Linked DNA regions of Homo sapiens: all the other regions are linked to region 5. Evidence: chromatin loops called from intact Hi-C (ENCODE). Cell type or tissue: endothelial cell of umbilical vein. All regions are shown on one strand. Region 1 has its middle 56 kb from the start of SPRY1. Region 2 overlaps LOC105377406 (a long non-coding RNA gene). Region 3 overlaps LINC01091 (long intergenic non-protein coding RNA 1091). Region 4 overlaps LINC01091 (long intergenic non-protein coding RNA 1091). Region 5 overlaps AFG2A (AAA ATPase AFG2A). Region 6 overlaps LOC105377407 (a long non-coding RNA gene).

Region 1 (5,000 bases), 210 kb after region 5:
GGCAAAAACCCATCTCTACTGAAAATACAAAAATTAGTTGCACGTGGTGGCGCATGCCTGTAATCCCAGCTACTCGAGAGGCTGAAGCGGGAGAATTGAACCCGGGAGGCAGAGATTGCAGTGAGCCAAGATGGCGCCATTGCACTCCAGCCTAATCAACAGAGCAAAGACTGCGTCTCAAAAAAAAAAAAAAAAACAAAAGGACATACTTTTTTTAGGCATATGCATATGCTATTGCACACTTAATAAACTACAGTATAACATAAATGTAACTTATATGTGCACTGGCAAACCAAAAAAATTCATGTGACTCTATCATGATGCTTGCTTTATTGCTCTGATCCAGAACTGACCCCTCAATATCTCTGAGGTTGCCTATATCACAGTTCACATTCTTCTTTTTTGTTTCCTTTTTATTGCTAGTTCGTTTCTTTACCATGGTCTTAACTGGCCAGTCCCAGTGGACTGAAGATGAATTCTATTAAAAAGAACACTGGGGAAGAAGGCAAAGGAATTTTGGCAAAATCACAAAATGGGGATAATAATATACCAATTGGAAGGGAATACTCACCCATCTCGTGGGGGTGCTGTGAGAATTAATTAATGTTTGTAAAGGCCTTTGAGTTCCGTGGAGGGAAGGTGCCACCACAGTGCTAAGCATTATTGTGAAGGGATTATGTGCACAAATACAATACCAGAAGCCAGGATATTACTAAAAATAAAGCAGAACTTTCTGTGAGGAAGGTAAGGAAGGAAATGCCTCCTTGAAAAAAGGCTGAACCGTCTTTTAATACAAATGCTTAGGCTACCCGGTAATGGAACAGCAAATCTGAGATTCTATTGTAAGTAAAGGATTATGTTTTCTCGGCATTGTCAAGGTGCTGTGGAACAAAACAAAATGACTGCTTTACGCAAAAGAAGGTTAGAGTCTTTGAAAAAGAGATTAAGAGGATGTTTGGCTATTGCGCTGCGTAGTCCATCCAGGAGGAAAAAGGCAACAGCAAAGGCGAATGTTTGTTTGCATTTTGGGGGAAGGGGTTTTAAAAATGGGAAAAATGGGAACTGCTCCAAATTAAAATAATTGTTGGTGGTTGCTCCCAATAAATCTAGTAATGAAGATTAAAGCTTGTTAGAATCCTACACCCATTTTTCATTTGCTTTTCTCTCTAAAAAGTTCTTTATATCCTAGGTTTAAAGTAGCAGAAGAAATATATTCTTGCTTATGTATTTACAGAGAATGATCGCATTAACATTGTTAAACAAAAAACAAAAACAAAAACAAAACAAATAAAAAACTCTACTTTGTCCATATTATAAGTAATGCATGTTACATTTAAGGAGTGGATTCTACCGTGTTTTTGAAGTCCCTATTAGGCATTTAGTTAACAAAACTTATAGCAGAAATGGGAACGAAATCCCTGTCTTCCTTTTCCTAACCCCCTTCTTTCTAACCCTTTCCTCTCCCCAACCCCCTTATTAAAACAAGGTCTGTGGAGTCTGAAGCAGATTAGCAAATAGATAAATCCTTTAATGTCATGGAATACTTTCCCCAGTATAAATGGGATTAATCTGCCAACCCAGCAAATTCTACATTTCAAACACCTCAGCTGCATAATAAGCCATTTCCCCAACCCCCTAATTTATGGCACAAGGGTCATTTGATTTTAATGTTTGCACTGGTTAGACTTTCTTTCTCCAGTCTTCCCTCCCACGGCATCTCCAGCTCTCTCCATTTTCTACCTTTGAAAATGCTCCTTACATAGCCTTTAGAAAAGCATCAAAGGGTACAAACAATAACCTGTGCTTCACAGAGAAGCCGGAAGACGGAGAGGATGTGGAGCCTAAGCTGCCTTCCACTGGGCCCAGCAAGTCCCTCTCCAGAGCCTGTGAGGTGGCCATGTTGGGAGCTTTGGCCTGGGTCTGGCCACACAGCCCTGGGTTTGAGGATCCAACATCATGGCCAAACCCAGTACTATACAGCCACCAATACCTGTTTCACAAAATGTTTACTGTAATGAGGAAAAACACAGGCCCTGCTTAGACACTTTAAGAGCTAGAAATGGCTCTGTGTGAACACAGAAGGGAGGCAGTGCAGTCTCTGACCCTAGAATTAGAACTGGGTATCTGTGCACCATTGCATTCAGTGACTGGCCCAAGGTCACAAAGTAGGAGGCGGATGGCTTGCATCTACCAGGTTGTCAGCCCTCCAGGGCTGTACTGCACCTCCCAAGCCACACTGCTTCCTTTAGGAAAGTATGGCCACGCTGCTCTCATTCAGCAACCCCAGGAGAAAAAGACTATTTCAGGGCTATTTACTCAAAACCATTGGGTAAATTCTGACTCACATTAACGTTTCCCTTTACACACCCTTTGAAATCAGAGCAACATGAGTCACCTTACTGTTCTATCCTCTTGGTTGGTGACCAAAGGGAAATGCTTCATTTTAAGAAGTAAGTCCTCGTGGCTGTTGTCGGTGAAGCTCTGAGAGTCACAATAAGGCCGGAACACCCCTGCAGTTGTGAGCCCAAAATGTCCTTACGGCACATGGGCCAGAGAGTCTCCTCCTTCCCGAAACAGGGTCTTCGCCAGGCCTTTATATTAAAATAGTAGAAACAATGGGATAAGAATGAGAATGTGAGTATATTTCTAAAAAGCAGTCATGAAGATTTTATTTCGAAACAGCAAAGTAGCATAACGAATGAACTACAGCCACATGCAGATGGGTGAATCTTAGCAATGTAATGGAAACGAAAGTCGCAAAACATATACTACACGATACCTTTTATACAGTTTAAAGTAGCTAAAATGTTTTAAAATACATGCAGTTTAGGACTGCAATAATCTACATCGACAGAAAAGCTAGGAAAACCAGGATGCTGCTGGGGAGGATGGGGTGAGGTTGCTGGGGGAACATGTCATTAGCTCTGACTTATTTTCCAGACTGACTTTTGTTTAGGAGATGGGCTCGCAGATGTTTATTATATTACTAAAAATAAATCAATAACTGAATATAAGTTGGACATCTACAACCCAATGATGACAATTTAAGGATCATAATTAAGCCAATTAATACACACCAAATTGAAAACAAAACTGACGATTGTATTAGTTTACTAGGGCTGCTGTGACAAAGTACCATCAGCCAGGCTGATATGTTTAAAATACAAACTGACCATAAACAAAATAATAGATAGCTTACATAAAGGTAAAATAAAAAGCACAAACATTGCCCCCAGAGCATGATATATAGTAAATGTTGGCCTGACCTGGGGTAGGTTTGTGAGGTAATGACCTCCTATGCTTTGATGAAGCTTTATGGCTCATCTAACTGAGGCTCTCACCTCTAAGTTCAGTCATGCCTCAGTGTTTGAGTAGAAGGAACAGATGGGACATGGGTTAGTGGCTAAAATCAATTTCATCACGTCGACGTTGGTATCCTAGCTCTCTCCTACAACCAAGTCTCTTCCTCTTTTCCAAGGGACGTTCATTCCTGCTTCTTTCCCAGTTCCCCAACAACTGGCTTTCCCGTCCTTGAACTGAACTGTCTCCATGGCTGAGGCCCCACGCCAGCTGCTCCAGATTCTTTGTGCCACCATCTGCCTGGCTGGACTTCTACAGCAGTTACCCTTGACTTCTTTTTAGAGGTTCACTTTTGAATTTTTGGGCTAAGTTTAATTTTTTTTTTTTTTGAGACAGTCTCACTCTGTCACCCAGGCTGGAGTGCAGTGGCATGATCTCGGCTCACCACAACCTCTGCCTCCAAGGTTCAAGCTATTCTCCTACCTCAGCCTCCCGAGTAGCTGGGACTACAGGTGCCCACCACCACACCCAGCTAATTTTTGTATTTTTAGTAGAGATGGGGTTTCACCATGTTGGTCAGATTTGTCTGGAACTCCTGACCTCGTGATCTGCCTGCCTTGGCCTCCCAGTGGACTAAGTTTAAACCTGAGTTAATGGTATTATTCTCCATCTATCCCTTCCTTATACAGATTTATCTCCTGGTTTCATACCTATTTTGAGATTCATGGCAGAGAATTATGGAAATCTCTAGTAACACATTTCTGTCTTTAGTCGCATGCCCAGCATTTGAACCTTGCCTTTCTCTGTGAGTATTCCCAGAAAACCATCCCAACAGTACATAGTTTGGCCTTTATAACTCCTGATCCTCTCTGAGCAATCGTAGCCAGAAACCAGACCATTGCTTTAATTAGACTGGAGGAAATAGAACAACCAGAAGTTTTCAAAGATTACAAAAGAGATTGCTAGGGAGGCTTAAAGGAAGACAGATAACAGATATCTTCTCAATAAAGGATGAGACGGGCCAGGCATGGGGGCTCACGCCTATAATCCTATCACTTTGGGAGGCGAGGTGAGAGGATCGCTTGGAGCCAGGAGTTGGAGACCAGCCTGAACAACATAGTGAGACCTCATCTCTATAAAAAAAAAGTTTAAAAATGTGCCCAGCATGGTGGCATGTGTCTGTAGTCCTAGATACTCAAGAAGAGGTTGAGCCACAAGGATTGTTTGAGCCCAGAAGTTCAAGGCTGCAGTGAGCTATGATTGCACCACTGCACTACAGCTTTGGTGACAGAGTGAAACCCTGTCTCTAAAAATAAATAAATAAATACAGAGACAGTTATCAGATGGGCATGGCTTGGTAAAGTAGAATTTATTTTGCTGTATGAGGCACTCTTGGCCTTCACACAAAGATGAGTAGTCACTCCCCGAGTTAGTGTGACACTGTCTGCTGATGTTGATCAAGATGGATACATTGACTTGTTTACTCTGTGTCACATACAGTCATTCCATGACAATCTTCAAAATGCCACCGCGTATAGGCTCAGGATTAGATAGGACATTCTTTTAATGAAAGGACATAGGATAGCCTGAATTCACTGGGTGAACATATCTAGAGTCAGGGCAGGGACCACGGTGGTGAGAACAAGCACACCAGGAGGGAGCCAAGGCCGGGCCTCGGCTTTGAGCCTGCAGCACTGGGA
Region 2 (5,000 bases), 1.1 Mb after region 5:
AGCCTAAAACAGCCAAAAGAATTTTGAAAATGAACAATGTTGGAGACTTTGCACTAACTGATTTTAAAAGTTCCTATGAATCAGGGTTTCTCAACCTAGACACTATTGATGTTAGGGCTAGATCATTCTTTCTTGTGGGAACTACCCTGTGCATTGCAGGATGGTGGGCAGCATCATTGGCCTCTATCCACTAGATGCCAGTAGTATCCGCCACACCCTCTAATTGTGATAACTAAAAATGTTTCCAGGCATTGCCAAATATTCCCTGGAGTCTAAATCTCCCCCGGGTAAGAACCTCTGCTATAAAGCTACATAATTAAGACAGCTTCATGTTGGTATAAGGATAAAAATAAAGATCACTGGAACAAAATAGATAGGGCCGAAATAGACCAACACGGAATCTATTGATTTTTTTTGACAAGGTGCCACAATAATTGAAGGAGAAAGAACAATCTTTTCAACAGATGGTTTTAGAACGACGGGCTATCCATATGGAGAAAAATACACTTCAGCTGTTACTTCACAGCCTACACAAAAATTAATTCAAAATAGTTCACGGTACTAAATGTTAATACCCCAAAGTCTAAATCTTCAAAAAGAAAACATAGGAAGAAATATTTATGACAATAGACTAAGCAGATTTTTTAGATCAGACCACCAAAGATCAAGAACCAAAAAAGAAAAATTTTATGATGTGTACTGTACCAAATATATTAATTCATGTTCTTATAAAGATGGTTTTAAGAAAATGGAAAGTTATGATATCAGATAGGGAGAAAGTATTCATTACAAAGAACTTGTATCTGAAATATATATTTTAAAATTCACAATACTTACGTGTGAGCATGTATACACAATACATAATGAACTCCTACAGTTCAATAAAAACACAAGTAGCCCAAATTAAAAAAAAAAAACTATGCAAATGACTTGAAGAAACACTTCACAAAAGAAGGTAAACAAATAGCCAAAATGAAAAGTTATATAGCATCATTAGTCAAAGAACTACAATGAAATCAGTGTAATTTCGTTACATGATGAAATGCCACTAACACATTCTAGAATGGCTAAAAATAAAATAACTGTCAATACCAAGTGTCTGTGAGAATGTGGGGCAACTGGAATTCTAATGCACTGCTGGTGGGGATGAAAAGTGGTACAAGTACTTATATAACACAACCAGGCAGTTTCTAACACAGTTGATGAGCTCTTTCAACAAGACCCAGTGATTCCACTTCTAGGTATTTATCCAAAAGATATGAAAATCTATGTCCAACCAAAATAAATGATCCTGGCATAAATACTCCTAGCACCTTGATTCATAATACCTCAAACTGAAACAGTCCAAATATTAAACAACAGGTGAATGGATAAACCAATTGTGGTATATTTATATAAAGAAATTTTCTTCAGTCATACGTAGGTACTAACTCAACACGATACGACATATATAAATAGCAAAAGAAACCAGTCACAAAAGAGTATGCATCGTATAATTCCATCTATATAAAATTTCAGAACTATAAATCTATTTTGTAAAGGAGCAGGTAGGAACATTCTGGGGTGATAGAAACAGCCCATAACTTTTTACTTGGGTGAATACAATTATTGAAAATGTTTAGATTTTATTGTATGTAAATTATATCTCAATAAGGCTGTAAAATAAAAAATAAAATTAAATAAAAAAATTATTTCCCCAAATTTACACGCGACACCATTACAGAGTTAACTAGTTCTCTGAGATATAGCCCTAAGATGGTTTATTTTTGCTCCCTCATTAATTTTTGTTCTTCACAGATGATATAAAATAATAGAAAAACTTAAAAAAAATTCCTAGCAAGAGGTAATGTAGTTTTGAATTTTATTTCTTTTACAATTATGAACATTCTTATTTCCTTATTTGATGAAAACAATCAATTTTATTATCTCGTAACTGAAATAATTTGATTTCTTTAAAAAGGAACTCATTTTTATAGAGTTCTACAACAGCAAGTTGGATAAATATTTTTAATTTTTGTTTTTAGTTATTAGTATTTTAATTTCTATTTTACTATTAATTTCTATTTTTCTAATTACTATTTTAGTAATTAGAAATTAGCTATGATTATATTATAAATATTTGATGTAGCAAATATTTATAATAATCATCATAACTAATTTCTACTCACTGAGGACACATATATCTATATGCTTACACATGACTTTTTAAAAAAATAAGCAAGTAAAGAAATTTGTGCAATAATAATTATCCAGAAGCCACTTGTGCAGTGCTAGCGCAAGCATTTCGTTTTCATTGGTAGAGTTCTACTGCCCTCTCCTGGTCCCTGCATCTTGCATCAATAGGGACGCAGATGGAATCTGGAGGCACTGCGAGACTCCTTGCAAAAGTACACGGAGACTTAATGCTAGAAGAGTAATAACCTCAAAATTTTCCCCATCAGATGATCTCAATTCAATGATGTATCATATCCACTAAAGGAGAAACCTAAGTCTATATAGAGTTAGAATGAACTTCAACTTTTTAAAATGTGAGGTGACCTCAGACATTAGATACAGTACAACCTCCTTATTTTATTGAAGTCAAATTTGAGGCTCCCAAAATTGAAGTGCCTTTATCCAATTAAATGCAATGAGTCAGTGGTGAATCCAGGAATAAAATATAGCATTTGTGTTTATTCAAATGGAACTAGGCGAAAGTTCACCTCTGCTGAACGCATTATTACAAACAATTCACATTTGTAAAAAACCAGATAGCAGGGAGTAATATGAAAAACAACACATACAAATAAGTTTCTTTCCTTCTCTTATTCCTTTCTTCCTCCTTCTTTCTGCCCTGCTTCCCCTTTCCTCCCTCTTTCTCTCTTTCTTTTCCCTTTCCTTCCTTCCTTTCCTTCCTTCCTTCCCTCCTCTTTCTCTTTTCCTTCCCTTTATTCTTTCTTTCCCTTTCTTTCTCTTTCTTTCTTTTTCTTTCTTCTTTCTTTCTTTCTTTTTCTTTCTTCTTTCTTTCTTTCTTTCCTTCCTTTCTTTCTCTTTCTTCTTTCTTTCTTCTTTCCTTTCTTCCTTTCTTCCTCTGTATATCAGAACACTAATTACTAAAGACACTGGTTATAAGTTATGGTGACAGCATGGAGGAAAGGTAAAATTCCTGGGCTTTGACATTAGATGTGTGTTTTAATGCCATTTCTACCATTGATAAACCATGTGATCATCATGTAATCACACTAATGCCTTAATCAGTAAATTGGAGATGGAAATAATGGCACTATATTATACAGGGCTTGTGAGTATTAAGGCCATAAGTGCTTGGTTTTAATTATTTAAAAAATAAATAGTATGAATAATTATAAGAATAGAATTTGTGCAAGAATTTAGAGTGATTGTGTATGTAATAAGTTCACTCTAACAATGAAAATGGAATGCTAGTACTAGCACTGCAAAAGTTGCTTCTGGATAATTATTACTGCATAGATTTCTTTACTTGCTTATTTTTTGAAGTCATGTGTAAATATATAAGTATATACTAATAAACATAGCGAGTTTAATAAAATATAGGTAGTAGTGCTATCATTCCTCCTACTATGTTGCGATTTCATTTTAAAATATTATACTTATTATTCAATATTTATGTCTGGCCCAACATTTGATATGTAGTGTATTTTATCAAATTTATCCTGAAACCAAAGTAAGATCTATAAAATTTGGAAGTAGTATGATTTAAAGATATTGAGAACTTCATTCTTTTATCCAGCTCAAAACTAGTGATTCCATCATTGATATCTTAGTGGATAAAAGTCCCAGAATATCTTTGGATGAAATACTGAAAATTTCACTTTAATATCAAGTTTTGTTAGGGAGGAGGAACACAAAGCCATTTTATTTTTATTGCTGTATTGTAAACATTAACCAGGTAGCTTAAGGAAAGCAAGGCAGGAAAGGCGGCAATGGCTCTGTTGGAGTGATGGGCAAGCAGCTCAGCTCAGACCTTGGGCTATTAGGTGTGGTCTTTGCCACTGGGCGTCATTGCTTCTAAGCCTTTCAGCCAACAAAGCAAGAAAGATCATGTGTGTATACAAATGTGTTATATTTATATGTAGCTGCTATGGTCTGAATGTTTCCCTCCGCATATTCATATGTTAAATACTAATCACCACAGTGATGGTATTAGAGGGTGGGGCCTTTGGGAGCTGATTAGATTGTGAGAACAGAGCCCTCATGAATGGAATTAATGACCTTGTAAAAGAGGGCCCCGAGAGAGCTGCCTTGCCCCTTTCACCACGTGAGGACATAGTGAGATGTCTGCATCTGGGAAAAGGGCTCTCATCCATAACCTGGCCATACTAGTGCCTTAATCTTAGATTTCCCAGCCTCCCAAACTGTGAGAGAAATTTCCGTTACCTATAAGCCACCCAGTTTATTGTATTTTGTTATAGGCAACTCACATGGACTAAGGCAATGTCCGTCGGTATCTATATTAAGCTAAATATGAGTATATACTGATGTCTCAAACTAATTTATAACCATGTGGATTATCCTAGCCTCCTACCCTTGCTTATCTGTAAATTCCCACTTCAACAGTGAAAAATCTGGCTCTCATGACCTGCTATCCCTTTGGTTAACTGTTCAATTCCAGGAGCATATGTACCAGTATTAGAGCTGTTAACCTATATCTCCACAGAAAAAAGGTTGTCAGCTAGAATGGAGTGCTTATGCCCATTTCCTTCTGCCTTAAATCTTACAGACACCTTTCATTTCCAAAGATACTTAGGTCCACATCTCTTGCTCCTATTCCCTTCAGTCAGATTGTTTCATACATTTATAATATATTCTCTTATCACAGTCTGGATGCCATCTGGGCTCCCCAACCCCCTAAATGATTTGTTTTTTTTTTACTTTGCATACATTAATGTTCAATCTTTGTACTGTAAAGCTCTTTGGGTTTTGATAAATGCATAAAATCATGTATCCAACATCACAGTATTATACAGAATAGTTACACCACC
Region 3 (5,000 bases), 650 kb after region 5:
ATTGATCGCTACCAGGGTAATTAATTTTTTTTTCCAAGATGAACTTGGGTATTGACTCAGGTTGTTTTTTTTTTTTTTTTTTTTTTTTTTTTTTAGACAGACTCTTGCTCTGTCACCCAGGCTGGAGTGCAGTGATGCGATCTCGGCTCACTGCAACCTCTGCCTGCTGGGTTCAATTCTCCTGCCTCAGCCACCCGAGTAGCTGGGATTACAGGGGTGCACCACCACACCTGGCTAATTTTTGTATTTTTAAGTAGAGACAGTGTTTCACCATGTTGGCCAGGCTGTTCTCGAACTCCTGACCTCAGGTGATCTGTCCGCCTCAGCCTCTCAAATTGTTGGGATTACAGGCGTGAGCCACTGTGCCCAGCCTTGACTGAGGTTCTTATTGCTTAGTGTAATATCTCTACTTCTTTGTTCTATCTATATGCTTTTAAATTTTTGAGTCTTTATTTAGAAAAGTTTAGTGCATGTTTTATAGAAATCATTTTCATTTGGAAGAGTAGTTTTAAGAATAAAATACCAGGCTTCTGTAGTTTCCTGATGTAATTTTTATTACGTTGTTAATGGTAAAAGAACAAGGACAACTGAAGTCTTTCTAATGATGATAATAAAACAGTTTTCCTTTACAGACAATTTTTTTTTTTTTTTTTTTTTGAGACGGAGTCTCCCTCTGTTGCCCAGACTGGAGTGCAGTGGTGCGATCTCGGCTCACTGCAAGCTCCGCCTCCCGGGTTCACGCCGTTCTCCCGCCTCAGCCTCCCGAGTAGCTGGGACTACAGGCGCCCGCCAACGCGCCCGGCTAATTTTTTGTATTTTTAGTAGAAACGGGGGTTTCACCATGTTAGCCAGGATGGTCTCGATCTCCTGACCTCGTGATCCGCCCGCCTCGGCCTCCCAAAGTGCTAGGATTACAGGCGTGAGCCACCGTGCCCAGCCACAGACAAATTTTAAAGGTGAACCATTTATCTTGGATAATTTTTAGTTCTATGGGCACCCGCATCGCTGAAAACAAAGCTAAAAAAAAAAAATCCCATAGGCACAAAGCCAACTTTGAAAGTGAGAACCTACTGAGCTTCAACCAAACCCACTGACAGTGCACCACAGGTGGACACCACATGGAAGGATGAAAAAATGTGATTGTGAAGGTCATGTTGACAGTTCCATGTCCATAATCTATTCTTCTTAAATTTGATCTGTGCATCTGGTATATATTTATGCATGTATTTGTGCTATAGGAGCTTAGAGTTCTTTAAGTAGGTCAGGGTTATCTGTGCTATGAAACCTCCTGCTGGGAAGAGATGGTGAGGTGGTGTGAGTGCGCTGGCAAATGCTAGTGGCCTTGGATTACACAGGGCCCTATTAGAGGAGGTTTTGAGGTTGTTTGGGGATCTCTGCATCTGAGAAGAGGATTAGTAGGAACTATACTTCAAAGAGGACCAGGAATGTACCATTTCCTATAACCTGTAAGAGCCAAGGAAAATTCTGCTGCTGCAGATTCAGTTCAGGACAAGAGTTGAAAATCACAGTTAGTACCAAGCCAATGATCCTCTGCTACTATTGCTTATAATATGCTGAGAATAAATAATTTGATAATGGAAGATTAGGAGACACATAAAATGGATACCTACATGGCTTATAGTGTAGATGAAGGTCTGTTTAAGGGCACATGATCACCTTTTTGAGCACATTTCAGGTTGGTGTCTTAGTCTGTTTAAATTACTTTTCAACAAATGTAACATCTTATTGACTTCTCAAAGCATGATTAACATAGATATCTATCCAAGTTATCATCTTTATGAATGGTGAAATAGCCCCTTAGGGAGAGCTACTATGTTTCTTATATTTTCTAGTAGAAAGTATGGTTTAGAGTCTTATGTCAGGAGGTATGGCTTGGTCTTAGCAAGTGTGACCCACAGCAAGAGTTCATAGTGGTTCTTCCACTCAGATTGGACCACTGTCTGAATGTCAAGAAGTAGCTGATTGGATTGTTTCAACAGCTTCAACAGTCCTTTCTTTATGTTGAGTCCTTTCACCATCCTGCTGACATCATCTGGTTACATTGATGGGAGTCTGCTTTGTGTTAAAATATATCACATGTAGTTTTTCTTAATTTCTTTCTTTCTTCTTCCTTCCTTCTTTCCTTCCTTCCTTCTTTTCTTCCTTCATTCCTTTCTTCATTCCTTTGTTCCTTCCTTCTTTCCCTCTGATAAACTTTCTAAAGTTGTAATTTTGTGGTTTTTCTTAACGCCATTTGTTACTCACCTAGATCTGCCATTTGGTAAACGTTCAATATTGGGCCACTTACTAACCATTTTGTGCCTCAGTTTTGTCATCTAAAACATGGGAAAAATAAATGCCTTGTAATGTTGTTCTGAGTATTAAATGAGCTAATACAGGTAAAACTTTTAGAACAGTACCTAACATACAGCAAGTGCTGAATAGGTGTTAGCTCTCATTTCTCGTCATATTGAACAGAGATGAGCAATTGAAAATCTGTGCTGGAATTTTGTGTCAACAAATTTATTATTCTTCTTCTACCATTTCACCAGTGTTTTGGTTTTACTACCTTTGAACACACAGGCTCAAGAGCAGATATAATCTCAAGCCATTAAAAGCATTTATTAGACATCCGTTATCCATATTATATAACCAAGGGGTTCTAAACTGTGGCCTGGTTTAGAAGTGGGGTGGTGAGTATGACCTCCCAGTAGGTGTGTTTCCCTGGCTGTACACACGCATGGGGGCACTCAGGGCTATTTCCAGATAAAATTTACATCTATGTGCCTAATGGTCCCAGGTGGACATATAGAGATGAATGTGTTGAATGAGTCTCCTGGTTTCTGGAGCTTGAAAGCTCCCTGTTAGAAGGGACTGATGATTCTTTCCATCCCACCTTATGGAATGTGAGCCTTACCCAGACCTAAATGAATGTCAGTGCTCTGTGAGCACCACCATTATCAAGCTGTGGAGTGACGTTGGCAGTGGAGGGCATGCACCTGACATAGAGAAATTTACACCCTTGGCGTAATCCTGGAGGTAACGGCGCTTCCAGAGTCACATAGTCCCTAAAGTGACACTAGAGGGCGCAGTATGGACATAGCTGTGAATTGCGCTCTGGACTTGTGAGTGACTTAGCCAATCCAAGGCTGGGCTCGATAGCTCTTTGAGGAGGTGAGGGAACTGAAGAAAAGCAAGAGGGACTGGGGAATCTAGAAAGGAGCATTCTTTGAGAGAAATAATAGTGATGATAGCTACCATTTATTGAGCACTTATTAAAGGTATGATTTAAATACATTGTCTCATTTGATCTTCACAATTATTCAGTGCAGGGCTATACTGTCTTCATAAAACAGAGGAGAACGCCTGGGGCGATGGCTCACACCTGTAATCCCAGCACTTTGGGAGGCCGAAGGGGGCGGATCATGAGGTCAGGAGTTCAAGACCAGCCTGGCCAACATAGTGAAACCCAGTCTTTACTAAAAATACAATAAAAATTAGCCGGGTGTGGTGGCAGGCGCCGATAGTCTCAGCTGTTTGGGAGGCTGATGCAGGACAATTGCTTGAACCCGGGAGGTGGAGGTTGCAGTGAGCCGAGATCGCACCACTGCACTCCAGCCTGGGTGATAGAGTGAGACTCCTTCTCAAAACAACAACAACTAAACAAAAACAAAAAACTGAGGAGGAAATGGAGGCTTAGAGGAACTCACCCAAGGTCACACAGCCTTTAAGTGGAGGAACTGGTGTTTAATCCAGAGCTATCTGAATTCAAAGACTATCTGTATTCTTAAATCTTAACCCTAATATTCTCAGTGAGGAAGGACTGAGGTTATATCTGAAAAAGAGCAACAAATAACAGCTTCAGGGCTGCTGAGGTGGGTTTCAAAAGTCACACAACTCTGAAGTATATTTCAGACCTCCTGTTCTTGGTGATTTGAGCAAAAGGTTTATTGCAAATTATTATCCGGAAACTATGTTTGTAGACTGAGAAATGGGTTTCTGTGAAACAGCATTCATCCAGAAAAGAAGTTTTTTTTCTGCAAGAAAGCAGTTAAAACAAAAACCTGGGGGAATTTGACTCTGATTTTTTTATCACTGAGTTTTCATAGATTCTGGTAGCATTGGATGTGCATATGTTGGTGAATACAGTTCCAGACTTGCGATAATAGAAGTTGTATCATACATGTTCACCCAAGAGCCATTGCTTGACAGAGGCATCTCCAGGTCTGAGATCTCAGGGGAGAGGCCTTCACCCATGGCTGTGAGAGTTGCCATGGTTGAGAACACCAGAATTCTCTCATTGTGTTGCTTGCCTGCCATGAAGCCTCTGGAAGGATATGGTGGCTGAAATAAGGCATGAGGCACAGATACAGATTTCCTGACTCAACTTCTGGTGCAGATAACATTGTTATACTACACATATTTATAATGCCCTTTTGGGTAAGTTTTCATAGAGATCATTTTCATTTTTTACCGATGCCATTAAGCTCAGTTAAGACTATTGGCAACCTTTCTCATCCTCCTCTCCCTCAATATTCAGTAACAATGGTAAGCTACAACAACCTAAAATATTAAGTAAGACTCTACAAATGACATAAACAGAATCTTCACAAAGCAAAAATAAAATTTGTTTTCTTAACAGATGGGCAGTGATTAAAAAGATGAATAACATTCAATGCCAGTAAAGGTATGGGGAAATGGGCACTAGAATTGTAAAATCAACACCTTTTGGAAGAGTGCTTTTGTATTATCTATTAAAATTAAAATACTAATTTCCTGTATCTCAGTTATTCCACTTCCAGAAATTAACCTTTTATGTCTTCCTTTACTTGTTCCTGATTTTAACGGAATACTTTTATGTTTCACCATTAAATAACTTTTGTTGAAGTTTCCTTTTCTTCTTCTTCTTTTTTTTTAGGTACTCATCATCTCTTTAAGGAAATATCTTTCCTTTATTAGTTTTTATTATGAATCAGATTTGAAATTTATTGATGCTTTTC
Region 4 (5,000 bases), 710 kb after region 5:
TAGAGTGATACTTTCACAATTTTTTAGATTTCTTTTTGTGATAGGATATTCTTTCTTTCTTTTTTTTTTTTTTTTGAGACAGGGTCTAGCTCTGTCACCCAGGCTGGAGTGCAATGGCGTGATCTCAGCTCACTGCAACCTCCACCTCCCAGGTTCAAACAATTCTCCTGCCTCAGCCTTCTGAGTAGCTGGGATTACAGGCGCACGCCACCACACCCAGCTGATTTTTTGTATTTTTAGTAGAGACAGGGTTTCGCCATGATGGACAGGCTGGTCTCGAACTCCTGACCTCAAGTGATCTGCCCACCTCGGCTTCCCAAAGTGCTAGGATTACAGATGTGAGCCACCATGCCTGGCTGTGGTAGGATACTCTTGAAGTTATTTAGGACGTGTTTAATTAAAGACAATGGCATGCAATGTGTATCTTGTGGAGTCTGAGCAAAAAAAAATAAGAGACACTGATATTAAATTTTATGTATAAGTCTTCTGTATTTAAATACAGTGATTTAATAAAATCTGTTATTTGGAGACGGAGAAGTATTTCATGTATTTTCATTTTAGACATAAAGGAAATCAACTCCTTTGAAGTACCAAAATTTATAACTTAAATTGTTTTGATATAAATATACCTAAAACATATTGTATAGTTCTCTGGATTCTTATACAGAATGCATCTTCTCCCTGCTGACCCAGGGTCAACATTATACACATCCATTATTGTTCTGTGTGATATTATAATGTTCTGGGGCCTCTTTCCTAAATACCCTGACAATCATGCTGCTCTTTTCTCTTGCTGTGAGCTGACCAGCTGTGCCCCTGCCTGTTGCCAGCACGCTCCCCTCTCCTAGATCCCTGTCTTCCTCTAGTGCAGTTTTTAATTCATCGTGGCCTGGGAATCCAGATAACATAGCTAATTAGAAATGATCTAAATGTAAGAGTGAATGCCCCTGAGGGAGCATCTGTGGCCTTCTCTGTGAGTTTCTATGGGGATCTCTCCTTTGCGTTAGATGCCGTAAGCGTTAGTGTATGGATGGCAGACCTGTTTTTCCTTTGCTTCTCAACACTCAATTAGATCCGTGTAGCTAATGAAATTCATGAGAGCATGCAGCAAAATTCTGTATAGGAAGGTTTTTTTTTCCTTCTTTACATAGTTTCCCATGTTCTAAATTAGTTGTTTTAATGTTATCTATGTGTTTTTGTTTCATTTTAGGGTATCAGTGGGATAATATTAACTGCCAAAATAATTCATTAGTTGTAAAGCTCCATCCTGGCTAAACTGTGGATAATGTGCCTCTTAGCTTAGACTGCTGAAAAGTCATTATGGTCAATGACTGACCCACAGCCACCATGTGAAAAACCTGGGTTTAACTAGAAAGTAAAAACTGCTGGAACAACCTGATTGTGCCAAGAGGTAGTATGTTAAATCTATGTAGAAGTAGCAGAAGTTACAGGAAAAAAGCCAGTGATTACCAGGGTGTCACATTGTTTATGAACCAGGTTGCTGAGTCTTTGAATCTGGAGATGATAATTTAAGTCAAAATTTCAAGAGTAGGAATTCTGAGGTCAGAATCAATAGTGTAGTTGGGTATAAGTCATTTGAATAAAAAGCCGGCTTTTGAGCTTGACCCCTTTTCTCTCAGTTCCTTTTCCTAATTATCCTACTTTTCTCAAAAATGTCACTCACAAACTCTTTTGCTGTGAGAGTTAATGGTGAGGTGCATAAAATACACATACAAGTTTCAAAAGTGAAGTATAAATAGCCATAGCCTTTCAAAGTATTATTCAGGTTTAGGAAAACAAGTGCCTTTACACATCATTCGAGCACCCGAGGATGATTCTACCTGCAGATGGGCCTTTAAATAAGTGTGAGTTTGCTGCTGCTTCTCAACTCCCAGTTGGATACTGAAAAAAAAGATCTTTCTCAATTTCCTGTTCTTGTGCGTTATTAAAATCCTTCTGTTGCCCCCACTGCCACCCCTGCCTCTTTCTTCTTTTCCCATCTTTTTGTGTGGAGGATGTTATCCACAGTTCCCAGCAGTGATGATGCATTTGAGTCAGGAGGATGAGATTGTGACCCAGATACAGTGCATGAGAAATGAGTGATGGGAAGAGAGAATGACATGACGGGGGGCGGAGGGGGGGGAGAGGGGGGAGAGAGAGAGAGAGAGAGAGTGAGCAGTGGTGAAGGGTTATGAGTTGTACAGTTATTTCTAGCTTTGAATGGTTTCCAAATCTCATACATTCACAGACAACCTCGCCAAAGCCCACAGCTGTCATGCATTTTCAACAGATTCCACAGGGCCTAGATGAGGTTTGAAGGCATTCCTTTGCTCTTACACATTAGCTAAAAGGAATTACCGTAACATCTGATATTGTGGAAGTGGGACATTTGCCATCCTGACCTTGCCCAAAGCAGTCCGGAAATAGGAGTCTAAGAATGTATTATCTCATATGGCCCCTAAAGGTCACCAGGGGCCTGTCGGTGGCATTCTGAGAAAATCCAAGCACCCAATATGCTCTGCATTTGGAGAAACTGGGCTGCTTTGTATGGGCACAGTGGGCAGACACATGTTCCCATTGCTCGTTGGATGTTTGTCATAGGAAAGGCATGTTCCACTGGAGAAATTCCCAGCTGTCAGTAATGTGCTGATATACCACAGCCAATCATCAGAGGATGAGCCAAATAAACAGGATGTTCACAATGTGTGTGATTGCATGAGTGTGTAACAAAACTTCTGCCCATTTCACAGCCTCATAATGGGATTGACATGCATTGCTTAATGCATCTGTCTGTTTAGGATAGAAAGGCATAAACACCATGGAAACCATGTGTAAGAAAGCCCTTTCTTTGGCTATATGGGCTGTTGATATGATGGGATGAAATCTGGTATAAATTGGGAAAGAACATTGCTTTAATATTATGAGTTTACTTGCTGGGAAGTGCCTTGAAGTCATCCAAACACAGATGAGAAGGAATAATCAGATAATCAGTAGCTATTGAGAGTTAACAAAAGGGGCTGAGTTGATATGAATATTTTTACATACCAGTGGCGTCATCTTCATTCTTTCTTCTTGTAAGACACTCATTAGTTGAATTATTTATATAAATGTACAGAAATGAGTCAAAGTTATGTCATTGCCCTTTTTGTTTGGATATGCTGCTACTGTTAACAATTAGTTTCTAAATATATTCCCGAGGCAGCAATTTGGGAAGGGGGAGTAGTGGTTCCTTCAACACTCATGTGTAGATAGGTTCTTGGAAAAATAACATCAGGTATCCTGTTAAGTGTCAGACCTTTTACTTCTCTGAGCATTCAAATCCCCTTTGCTCAAGGTGGCACATCCATTCATGATAATAACAGTAATAAATAAGATTTATTGTACATTTCCTGTTTGATGGTACTGAGCTAAGCCTTTAACATGCATTAACTCTTTTAATTCTCACAAAACATATAAGATTGATACTATTATTATTACTATCATAATGATAAGAAAACCAGCATTCAGAGAAGATAGTAGGCTTTTAAGAAGGTAGAGTTAGTGACAGAGCAAGCTGGAACATGTATTTGAGTACTGAATCCATGCATTTAACCATTTCACTATGTTACCCTTGTGTGTCCCTGCTCTATGTGAAATTTGATTCTATTACAGTCTCTGGTGTTAATTATTTTATTGCATTGAAATGTGATTTGTATTTCCTTGAACAGGACTAATGCACAAATATAATTTTGGTATCCTAGGGTCCATCTGTATAGAATATTTCACCAACCTAGTACAGTTGAGGAACATGCCATGAAGTCTTTGTAATGATTTTTCTCTCTTGTTAAGTTTTGGTCTTTTAATTGTGGTTATTATGTGCTGCTTTTCAAACATTGCCCAAGATGCACTGATTTAGGAAAAAATCATATGTGCCAGGATGCTACCTCCTAATAATATTAACACTTTCAATAGGTTTTATGGATAAACACAGCAGGAAAGAAAAGGAGCTCTGAGTGTACAGAATCTGTGTGTTTATATTGGTTTATGAGATCGTTAGAGACTTGTATTGTATCATCTGGTAGAAAGCAGTACCACATAATGGTTAGGACTTGGGCTCTAGAGTTTCACTACTTAACGATCTGTGTGACCCTGAGCCATTTCATTGATGTCTCTGAGCCCACTTCTTTCATCTGTACAGTAGGTATAAGATAATAATTTTTATAAGATTATTGTTAGGATGAAATGAGAGAATCCCTGTAAAATTCATGGCTCCTAATAAGTATTTTAAAGAATGCTCTGAAATGCCTTTCAGCACTCTTCATTGCCAATCCTTGTACTGTTTCTCTTTGAGTCCTTATCACAATTAGACATGCTGTATTACACTTGTTAAATGTCATCTCCCTAAACTAGAATATAAACTCCCCAAACTCAGGTATGTGTCCTTCTCTCCCGTGCCCTCATTGCCTAGAACAGCATCTGACACAAGCTAGGCCCTTATGAATATTTGCAGATAAATAAATGACAGCTATTTTATTATCATCATTATTATCACTATTACTATGGCTCTTATTACCATGTGTTTCAGACTCAGATACCATGCTTAAGAAAATCCTAAAAATACTGTTTAGATTTGAATAGTTACCAAGAGGCTTACGAAATATTTGATTTCTGATCATAGAAGTTTATAGGAACATCAGAGCACATTGAGTTTAACCTCTTCAATTTATAAAATAAAAGACTTAGAATACTCCAAGGCCAAGTGATGTTAATTGGTCTTACTTGAGTCAAGAATTACCAAGTGGCGGCAGGGGCGGTGGCTCACGCCTGTAATCCCAGTACTTTGGGAGGCCGAGGCGGGTGGATCACGAGGTCAGGAGATCGAGACCATCCTGGCTAACGAGACCATCCTGGCTATCATGGTGAAACCCCGTCTCTACTAAAAATACAAAAAATTAGCCAGGAGCGGTGGTGGGCGCCTGTAGTCCCAGCTACTCGGGAGGCTGAGGCAGGAAAATGGCGTG
Region 5 (5,000 bases):
ACACCAACATGGCACATGTATACATGTGTAACAAACCTGCACGTTGTGCACATGTACCCTGGAACTTAAAGTATTAAAAAAACAACAACAAAAAAAACCATGTTCTTATTGGACCACTGCATACCTGACATGTATTTCATTATTTGGTGAATATGAACTTTAAGAGGAAATTTCTTTATTATGAAGTTTTTTAAAACTGAAATTACAGTGTCACAAAATAGTTAACTTGGGTCAGAGGCATTCCAAATGATTTGCTCTGTAAGTGAATGAATGAATTGAAATCTAACTTCGAGTATTATACTTCTTTTGACAGAAATTATTTTACAAAGAAAATGTAACATAAAATTAAGAAATTATTATTTCTCTGGTTTTGTTTGGCGATTCTAAAACAATCACCAGGAAACATATTACTTTTCCATGAGTTCTTACGAACACCTTTACCTTGGGTATATGAAAATGGCCTGCTCTTGAGTTGGATGCTTTATTCCAGATGTGTTCACATAAACAAAGTATGGAAAGTCTATACTTGTATGTATAGGAAACAATGGGTCAGCTTTGAAATTTTTTATGAAATGTACATAGATTTTTCTAGACACGTACAGAAAAATGAGAAGTCGTGTCTAGATGGAGCCATCTCTTGAGACTGGACATCTCCAGTAGAAATTTGACTTCTAGCTAGAAAGACAGTATCAAATTGTTCTCAAATATTAATTTATCATTCTTCTTTCAGGGCTTCCAGATGAGCTTGGAAACTGATTTACAGAGATAATTAAGACCATTTGCCATGAACTTCCTTATGTATCCCCATCATTAACAAGACATAACTTGGCTCTATTATTATCTGCTGCTCCTTTCCTACACTGTCAGAGAAGGACATTTTTTGCCTAAAGTTAATTGTTCCATCTAGTTTCTGTAGCTCATCTCAATTTTAAAAATTTTAGCTCCCTAGTTTCTCCTCACAGACCAAATATATTAAAAGTGAACTTGTGAAAGTCACCAGTGACTACTGAACAAAATTTAATGGTTTCCTTTCTTACTGTGTTCAATTCCATAAATTTTATCCTGCTGAGTACCTGTATCTTGAAACCCTGTACCCTATTAGCTTTGATGACATGACACTTTTCCCTTCTGCTGACTCTGAGTCTAGTACTCTTTTATTTCAGTGGAATTTAATAATCACCTTAATATGGCAAATATTTAAACAAAAATCTGAATCCAGTCCAGCCTCCGGTTTTGTTTTATAATTCAAAATTTGAAATCTCAATTATTTTATCTCAATTTCTTTTTTCTGCTCTATTACCATTACTCTTCTGGTTGAGTTATTTCCTTTATTACTGCCATTGCCTCTTGACTCGTTTCTCTGCCTTCAGTCTCTTTCTCCACCATTTCATATTCATTCTGTTTTATAGTATTCTTCCTAAAGGAGTGATATACTGTTAAGGAACATACAGGGACTCCTTGTTTGCCTCATCAAGTCCAGCTCTTCATTCTGGCTTTTTCACTTTGCAAAAGTTGCCCATACCCCATGCAGCATCTTACCATTATAGTATTTTCTGTTTTCACTGAACATTTACCTTTTATCTTGGCAATTATGTCTTCTGGTAGTCATGTGATATGCACGTACTATTATACATTCATTATTTTCTCCAGGCTTTTGCTTATTTTGTCTCCTCCTCTTTCATCTAAAACCATGCTCATTACTTTTCCTTGACTGCCTGTCTTAACAGCCTTTTCCATGAATTTTTTATTTTTGAGGTTTTGTTTAGTTTTTACTAAATTGGCTCTACAAATCTTTTTTCTCTAGCTTACTTGTCTTCTGTACCACCTAGCTTAGTTCTTGATGTTCTCTAATAGTTCATGTGTTCCAGGTTTTTCCTGTCTTTCTAATAACATGTAAGTATCTTGAGGTCAGAGAGATTGATACAGTTTGGCTGTGTCCCCACCAAAATCTCATCTCAAATTATAGTTCCCATAATCCCCACATGTCATGGGAGAGACCTGGTGGGAGGTAATTGAATCATGGGGGTGCTTACCTCCGTGCTGTTCTCATGATAGTCAGTGAGTTCTCATGAGATATGAAGGTTTTATAAGGGGCTTTTCCCCTTTTGCTCTCATTCTTCTCCTTCCTGCCACCATGTGAAGAAGGATGTGTTTGCTTACTTTTCCACAATGATTGTAAGTTTCCTGAGGCCTCCCCAGCCATGCCAAACTATGAGTCAATTAAACTTTTTTCCTTTATAAACTACCCAGTAGCCTTGGGTATGTCTTTATTAGCAGCATGAGAAGGAACTAATACAGAGATCAAATCATATTTTTGATAGCCGTCAGATAATAGTTGTTTCATGAATTTTGCCCGTTAATTAAAAATAAGACTACATGGCCAAGTGCAGTGGCCCACACCTGTAATCCCAACATTTTGGGAGCCTGGGGCAGGAGGATCACTTAAGGCTAGGAGTTTGAAACCAGCCTGGGAAACTTTGGGAGACCTTGTCTCTACAAAAATTGAAAAATCAGCTGTAGCCCTGGCTACTCAGGAGGTTGAGGCAGGAGGATTGCTAGCTAGATCCTAGAGGTTGAGGCCTATGGTGATCCGTGATCTTGCCACTGCTCTGTAGCCTGGGTGACAGGGTGAGACTCTTGTCTCTAAAAATAAATAAACATAAGACACAGAAGCTAAATATTTAAATCTCTTTAGTTTTCACAGGAAGTCAATAATGAAACCAGGATCTGAGTAGAAACAGTTATTTTAAAATCATAATATCACAGTTTTATCATATCAGTTTTTATAGTTGTAAAAATTTCACATCAGCAGAGGGCAGTCAAACCATAGTTCATTCAACTATCTTATGGGAAATTAAAATTTTCTCTGTGTTTTTCTGCTTAGGACACAAGCTGTACTTTATATAATCAGTTTGTAAATACATTTCAAAGCTCTTCAGTTGGTAAGCTGATAGAATTGTATTACTGTTTAGCCACGGAAGGTAAACAGTTTTTTTTAATAAATTTAAATAAAAGGAATTAATTTTTTTAGATCATGAAATGCTTTATTATTTGGTGTTTTTGATGGATGGCCACTTTACATAGAAATTTGTTTTTTCTGCCTCAGAAGCAGTATTTCTGTTAAATTGCCTGTTATTAATTAGGCTATTTTTTATTCAAAAATATTAACTTTTATGGAATACCTTTATTTTCCCCTATGAACTTGAGAAAAATGAGTTTTTATTAGAGGCTATAGTATAACACTAACTAAAATGTAGTTTGGAAAGTTTTATTGAGTTTTTCTTCCTTAACCTTTTCTTTGGCTGGCTGCAAACAACTAGTGATAATGTGTTTTTAGATGTGCTTATTTTCACCTCTTCCTCCTGGAGGTTAAGCTAGTACTCATTAAGGAAAAAATACAGTTTATACTAAACAGTGTTTAACATATACTGATGGTATTACTGTATTTCCTGTTTTGTGTTCACAATGAGAAGATTCTGAAAAACTGTCTTTGTGTAAATACTTTACTGACATACCAGACAAGTATAATCTTGTCTGCTGGTAGGCAGGAAAGAGTGATGTCCTGGAATGTTGTTGAGAAGGAAATCTCTTTGTGTTCCACAAATGATACCCTTAAACCCTTTAAGAATATAATTTTAAAATGACAGCTCTGAATTTGCTTTTCCTTCCGTTTATTAACTTTTCATGCGTTTAAGTTCAGAAATGCATTTAGTTGGGAAAAAAACCATTGTGTCTGAGAAAGAAGTATCTCCCTGGTAGTTTGTGGGAAATTATTGGTAGAAGTATCTCAGGGTAAACATAAAAACAGATTTAATAATTGTTGCTTTTTGTTTTCTTAGTTTAAACTTTTTCTGATACTTGAGTCAGGCTTTTGGTAATTCTCTACAGGCTTAAAAAAATGCAGCATCTCCAACAACCATCCGAAACATCTACCCAAGAAGTAATTTGGGGAGATTGTTGTTAGAACACAAATTTTTTTTAAAGTTAGAGTTGGAGTTTTTAAATTTTATTATTTAATGTGAGTCATTAAGACATATGAAAAGCTGTTGTGTAGTGTTAACATTGAATATTCTAGTGAATGGATTTTTATATACTTAATTATTATAGCTGAGAGTTCACTTAAAATTATACTGATGTTTCTGTTCAGTGACTGAAAAAAAAATGATTATGGTTAAACCCTTAAATAATTGACAAAACAGACATCACAGACTAGACCTGTGTGTGATTTCTGGGTCAGTGGTTCTTTTTCTTCTTCTTCTTTAGTACTCCCATCATTATTACTTACAGTGATTTTGTACTTCAGCTCTCACTCTAAAACCCAGCAAAATGGAGAATTATCTGTAAGAGTCTCCAAATACAAGGTTTAAAATGCTTGTTAATAATTTTCAAACTTTAGAAAAGTATTATATGCTTTTTTTCATCTTGAAGTTCTTGCATTGTTAATGCATGTCATATGTTGTATCCTTTGTTAAAGTATTTGCTTAAAAATATGTGGGACATTATCCTTCATATAGACCTGTTTTCATAAATCTGCTCTGATGAATTCTGAAATATGGAGGCTACTGCATTTTCAATTAAAAATCTTAAAGGCAATACTTTAAGACAAAAGAGCTAAGTAATTCAAACAAGTATTAACTAATATGGTAGTTTCATGGTATCAGAAATTCAGATTACTTCTGTGCCATCCCTTAGGCCACATGGTAAAAAGTATCTCACTGTCACATTAGTTGGGTTCTCATTCAGGTCAACAAGAATTAGGAGATAAGGTAATAGCTCATCCCTGCCGTTTAAGAGCATAACCCATAAATTGCAGCTATCATTTACATCCCATTGGCTAATCTTAGCTACAAGGTAATATTCAGCTGCAAGAGAGGCTGTAAAATAAATATATTCTCTATTTTGAGGGGCTGGGATTTAAATTTGGCTTTAACTCAGGGGTTTCATTACTAAAGAGAAAAACTAACAGTCTCTGCGATTACCTGTTAGCACCATCAGCTGTC
Region 6 (5,000 bases), 990 kb after region 5:
AAATGTGTGTTAGAACTAGGGCAGCAAGAATGGAAACAGAATTTAAAAAAATCACTGTTACGGCAGCCATTCTGAAGATACAGAGGGATGATCAACTTAAAATTTAATAATCCCTATGGCTTTGGCAGTTTATTATATCAGCAAGGGTTCACATGTACGGTATTGTTTAATATTATAACTGCATATATTGTTATTGCAAAGAATATTAGAATATATTATACCTATTTTAAAAATTTGTTATATTCACTTTAATGAATTAATTCCTTACAAAAAAAGAATTACTAAATTGATCATGTTCAATGATTTTTCTAAGTAAGTCTAAGAGTATTTGACTGATTCTTCATTGCTTTCCTAAAGGATTTACTCTGTCAAGTCATATAAAATATAAAATTTCTTTAGTTGTCAGGGTTAGTTCAGATTCTTTACTCTGTATGAGTAACAGATTGCAGTGTGTTTGTTCTTCATACCCATTTGTTTGTAGTGTACATGTGAAAAGTATTAATGCATAATGAGAAATAGTACAAGTACTTTCTTTTGCAGGTATCTTGATAATTTAAGAACTTCATAGGTAAATGAAGATTTAAAATATTAAAATTTGGGGGAAAATTAAATATACATTTAATACATTTTATTTACACAGTATTTGAATATATTCTTCTTACAAAATATATTTTCAAATTATCTATAAATCCCCTCATATCATCACCCTCAATCCTGAGTTCTGGGGAAAAAAATCAGTTTACTTTCTCATTATTTGTATATATAGATTGGACCATATGAAATTGTCTTCCTTGTAGATTAAAAATAGGTGAATATCAGCAATTTCATGTGTTTCAATGTAGCATTTTAATATTTGCATTTAAAAAATAAATACCATTATACTCTACTTATCTAATAGAATTTGAGTTTTTGATCAAATGTCTTAGAAAACAATTCTTTTAATTAATACATGATATCCTGAGGCATAAAATAAGCCATTCTCTCAATAACTAACCTTTGGGTTGTGCTACTTTTTTCACTGTAACTTATTTTACATATGTCCTTGAACAAATGAGTAAGTGTTTCCCTAAGGTAAATTCTAGAGGTAAAACTGTTAGGTCCAAAAGAATACACATTCTTTTTACTAGTTATTGCCAAATGCCAGTTCCTATTTAAAATCTCACCAAAATGTGAAAAGCAAATGACCTTGCTTTTCTAAAACCTTACTACTTTATTTTCCTGTTTAATTTTTTGTCCTCATAAGTTAAAAGATAGTTGTTTGTTTTAGTTTATGTTCCTCCTATTATTAGTGATATTAAGTATCTATACTGTTTACTTAGACACTCGTGTAAATTGTACACACACACGTCTCTCTTACCTAAGAAATCCAAGACTTTTAAATATGAGCATTTTCTAAACATTCCAAACAGTTATGTATAAGGAGGAAATGGCTCCTACATGTAATGTCACTACTTTTACAGATGATTTAAGCTGTTCAATTCTTGGCAAGTGTTATTTTCAACCTTCCTTCCCCCTTCCTCATATAGGATCAGTTATAATTTATCAGCTCAGTAAGAGTTTCAGTCTTAAATGTGTTTCCTAAAGATGACTTATTTCTTCTTTAAAAAAAGGACTTTTTACTCTGGGCCAGAATATAATGACTGAAGTTTATATTCACCCTGTATTTACTTTAAAATGAACTTTTTATAAATTTTGATAACTTTTCTAGAAATGCATTAACATGGAGATGTAACACAAACTTTCTGACTCAAACCACTTAGACAGGCAGGTTTGGCATCCTCCTGAAACTGAATAGGTATGGAAACTGTGCTTCTTGACCCCTAAACATTCTATCTCAAGTCTGTCTGTTGCTAGTACAAAGACAGGGGCTTCACAAATTTTATACCTGAGCCAGGCTTCAAAACTGGCTGGGAAAATGGAGTAAGAGTGACCTTTAGTGGCCACTTGGAGTAATCACAAAGTAATTTATGTCTCAAGGGGACGGATGGACATTCTGTTTGCATGACTTCTTAACACAGCAATGTAATAAGTTGGAACTGGCTAACCATGAAACATTTATTTGACTTTTTATGTCACTCTATTCTAACAGAAAATCAAAACCCTATGAGTCAGTGTTCAGACAGCTGAAAAGGTAAATTTTTAATTGGTAAATGGAAATCTAGTCACACCTATTAAAGTGACTTTGGGGCTTCAATGCCTAAATCCGCTCACAAACAGATTTGGAAAAGTACCATTTAATTGAGGCAAAAATCCTTTGCTTTCCATGGGTTGATAAAAGCCACCTGGCAGTCTTTTGAACCTCAGAACTAAGCAGCAGGGGGAGGAGTTATGTATTAGCACCATATCTGATCTTAGAAAAGAAAGACTCTCTCCCAATGAGAATGAAAGTCACTATTAATGGGAATTAAATGTTCAAAACGTATATTTTTCTTTTTGTCAGGAATATTAGTGCTTACTTCTTTTCTATAATTCCACCTTAAGATGTAGAGAGCATCTCCATAATTAAGACATTTCACTCATAAAACCTAGGTATTGCTTTCTTAAATACATAGTTTCTCTCCAATAGAAGCACTTTCTGGTGAAAGATATATCAAATGCTTTATTTCTAATAAACCTCAAATAAAAATGTGACTAAGCAGTCAAATCAGCTAGCTCTTCTACATCCTCCTGAGTTCAATTAGCCCCTGGAAACTCAGGTGTATTTGCTGAGCTTGTTGCAAGGATAGATCCCCCAAATAGAGAGAAGCTGTCTATGCATGCCCTTTCTTTTCTCCCACATTCAACAAGTGGGAAAATACTTTCTTCTCCCATGGAAAAGGGTGAGTGGGGGCTGGAAAGAAGTCACGAGGGTGATTCTTGGGAATAAGGTTTCCTTCTACATTATTACAGACAGCCCAAATCTAAAACAACAAACAACATTTCTAAGTATACATTTGAAAGATTCTCTCCTCATAGCACACATTTGTTTTTAAAAAGCAATTACTGTCTTAGTCACTGTTAACAGGGCACATTTACTTAAAAGATTTCACAGGAGTTGTCAGCATATTTAGATCACAGGCCTTTTTTTACAGGAAAGTGCACAGTTCATCTTTAGCTGCTAATATCTCAGAATATAGAATTCAAGACCAGAAATGATTGAAAAAGACAAAGATGATGTTTATATACTGGTAAGGAAACAATAAAGGAAGACATAACCATCATGAGGATGTATTCCATAATAAAACCTCAAAGTATATAACGTCACAACTAACAGAAATGCATGGAGAAATAGATATATTAACCATTGTAGTTAGAGATTTTTAACATTACCTTTCAGAAACCAAGAAATCAAACATAAGAAAAAAAGAAAAAAGGCAAACATAGCATATGTAAAAAACATAATGTGCAAGTTTAAACTATTAGATATTTATACAGCTGTAAACCTAACAAAGATAAAATATGCATTTTTATTATAAATTGATAATTCATAAAAATTGACTTCTACTATTGCTCAAAGGAATCTTCAATAAATTCCAAAAAAGCAAATAACATACTGACTAGGTTCTTTGGCCATAATATTATAAAATTAGAATGTAGCTAACAAAATTTTGTATTTATAAAAACAATAATATGTGTTTTAGATTTCAAAAAGGAAATAATGAGGAAAATTATAAAATATTTAAAACTTAAAGAAAATGCATGTATGACATAAATGGTACTTAAAAATTTGAGCTTTAGAAAGTAACATTCTTCAGGAAGTAAAAATTAACTCAAAAAAATAAGAGAGAAGAAAATAATAAAGAGCATTATAATCAAGAACTTGCTAGTAAAGTTGCATACTTATATACAGGGTAAATTATGGGAAAAAGTATTAAATGTCAAAAAGGTAGAAGAAGAAATAAAACACTCAAACAGAACAGTGCAATTGAACTGATAATCAAAGTGTTAGAGCCTCCCACAACTGCTCAAACCCAGATTGTTTTATATTTGACATTAATCAACATTTAAGAAATAGTTATTTTTTATATTATATGTGTTTCTAGAAATGAGAAAACTGCGAAAGCTGTCCACCTTATTCTACAGGGTTAGTAGAATCTTGATTTCACAACTAAGCAAGAACAAAAAACAGTAAGGATATTATTGGGATATTTGCCTTAGAAACCTAGAGGCAAATATCCAAAACAAAATATTAAATAAATAAATCTAACATATTAAAAAATATACCAAAATCAAATGGTATTTTTAATCCCAGAAATGAGAAGATGATAAACATGAGAAACTCTTTCAATATTAAAGCTCTCATTAATAAACTGAGAAAGAAAATATGAGGATTTTAAAAGATGCAAATAGTAATTTGATAAATTTTAACATATTTATAATAAATAATTAGAAATGTAGAAATAAAATATTCCCTAATTTGAAAGATATTTTATATCAAAGTACCAGTAAATAGCATCCTTAGTGGAGAAGCTTAAAATATTTCCTTTAACATCAAGGGTACACATAAAACAAAGTTATCCTCTATCATTGCCACTATTTAGCATAAGACTAGGTTTCATTCAACACTCAAAGAATTTAAAAAGAAGAAATAAGAGGTGTAAGTCCTCAAGGAAAAGAGGACTATATTATGTTCATACAGTATGATTACCTATAAAGAAAAACCAAAGGAATCATTAGAAAAAAATAGAATAAGAGCATTCAGCAAGGTTTCTGGGCACAGGATTGACTAAGAAAAAAAAACAGTAGCATTTATCTGTTCTACTAATAAGCAACTGAGAAATATAAAGTGTTCATAAATTTACTTAATAAAGAATATATGATACTTCTATGGAGAAAAAAATCTAAATTTCAGTAGAATAATGTGCAAAGAGTTTAAGAGACAGTTCACAGATGAAGATTGCAAAAGGTTAAAAAGTAAATGAGAGAGGCTCAAGCTCATTGGTAAATAAAATGCAAATAAAAGCAACAATTGTAGATGTAAAACTCTATAGAATTTTACCATCAGTTTAGCAGAATCTTGA

What was found. Peaks named below come from ENCODE experiments on the same cell type or tissue, not always from the same donor. Only the 100,000 strongest peaks of a DNase experiment are listed, where the experiment ranks them.
Region 1: it touches region 5 in a loop (7-fold over the local background); 4 of 110 quality-filtered maps call a loop at or near these places.
Region 2: it touches region 5 in a loop (9-fold over the local background); 10 of 110 quality-filtered maps call a loop at or near these places.
Region 3: it touches region 5 in a loop (2.4-fold over the local background); 6 of 110 quality-filtered maps call a loop at or near these places.
Region 4: it touches region 5 in a loop (15-fold over the local background); 2 of 110 quality-filtered maps call a loop at or near these places.
Region 6: it touches region 5 in a loop (10-fold over the local background); 33 of 110 quality-filtered maps call a loop at or near these places.

What each region holds. Positions count from the first base shown.
Region 1 is chr4:123,338,127-123,343,126 of GRCh38, forward strand. No RefSeq gene overlaps it. Among named protein-coding and RNA genes, the nearest start is that of SPRY1, 56 kb to the right of the region's middle. RefSeq lists an enhancer at 2,208-2,502. In endothelial cell of umbilical vein, no CTCF peak of the experiment used is centred here; DNase peaks (open chromatin) are centred at 815 and 2,365; H3K27ac peaks cover 3,159 bases.
Region 2 is chr4:124,260,093-124,265,092 of GRCh38, forward strand. The region is part of intron 3 of LOC105377406 (a long non-coding RNA gene); the gene reads left to right. Among named protein-coding and RNA genes, the nearest start is that of LINC02516, 300 kb to the right of the region's middle. In endothelial cell of umbilical vein, a CTCF peak has its summit at 2,338 (motif pointing left); a DNase peak (open chromatin) is centred at 2,309.
Region 3 is chr4:123,769,936-123,774,935 of GRCh38, forward strand. The region is part of intron 3 of LINC01091 (long intergenic non-protein coding RNA 1091); the gene reads left to right. Among named protein-coding and RNA genes, the nearest start is that of LINC01091, 120 kb to the left of the region's middle. In endothelial cell of umbilical vein, a CTCF peak has its summit at 3,052 (motif pointing right); DNase peaks (open chromatin) are centred at 3,126 and 4,346; H3K27ac peaks cover 221 bases.
Region 4 is chr4:123,830,228-123,835,227 of GRCh38, forward strand. The region is part of intron 4 of LINC01091 (long intergenic non-protein coding RNA 1091); the gene reads left to right. Among named protein-coding and RNA genes, the nearest start is that of LINC01091, 180 kb to the left of the region's middle. RefSeq lists a silencer at 2,207-2,501. In endothelial cell of umbilical vein, no CTCF peak of the experiment used is centred here; DNase peaks (open chromatin) are centred at 2,384, 2,634 and 3,174; H3K27ac peaks cover 3,901 bases.
Region 5 is chr4:123,124,561-123,129,560 of GRCh38, forward strand. The region is part of intron 14 of AFG2A (AAA ATPase AFG2A); the gene reads left to right. Among named protein-coding and RNA genes, the nearest start is that of AFG2A, 200 kb to the left of the region's middle. In endothelial cell of umbilical vein, no CTCF peak of the experiment used is centred here; DNase peaks (open chromatin) are centred at 2,841 and 3,511; H3K27ac peaks cover 1,160 bases.
Region 6 is chr4:124,110,116-124,115,115 of GRCh38, forward strand. All of the region lies in intron 2 of LOC105377407 (a long non-coding RNA gene), which reads right to left. Among named protein-coding and RNA genes, the nearest start is that of LINC02516, 450 kb to the right of the region's middle. In endothelial cell of umbilical vein, a CTCF peak has its summit at 1,936; DNase peaks (open chromatin) are centred at 1,526 and 1,916; H3K27ac peaks cover 752 bases.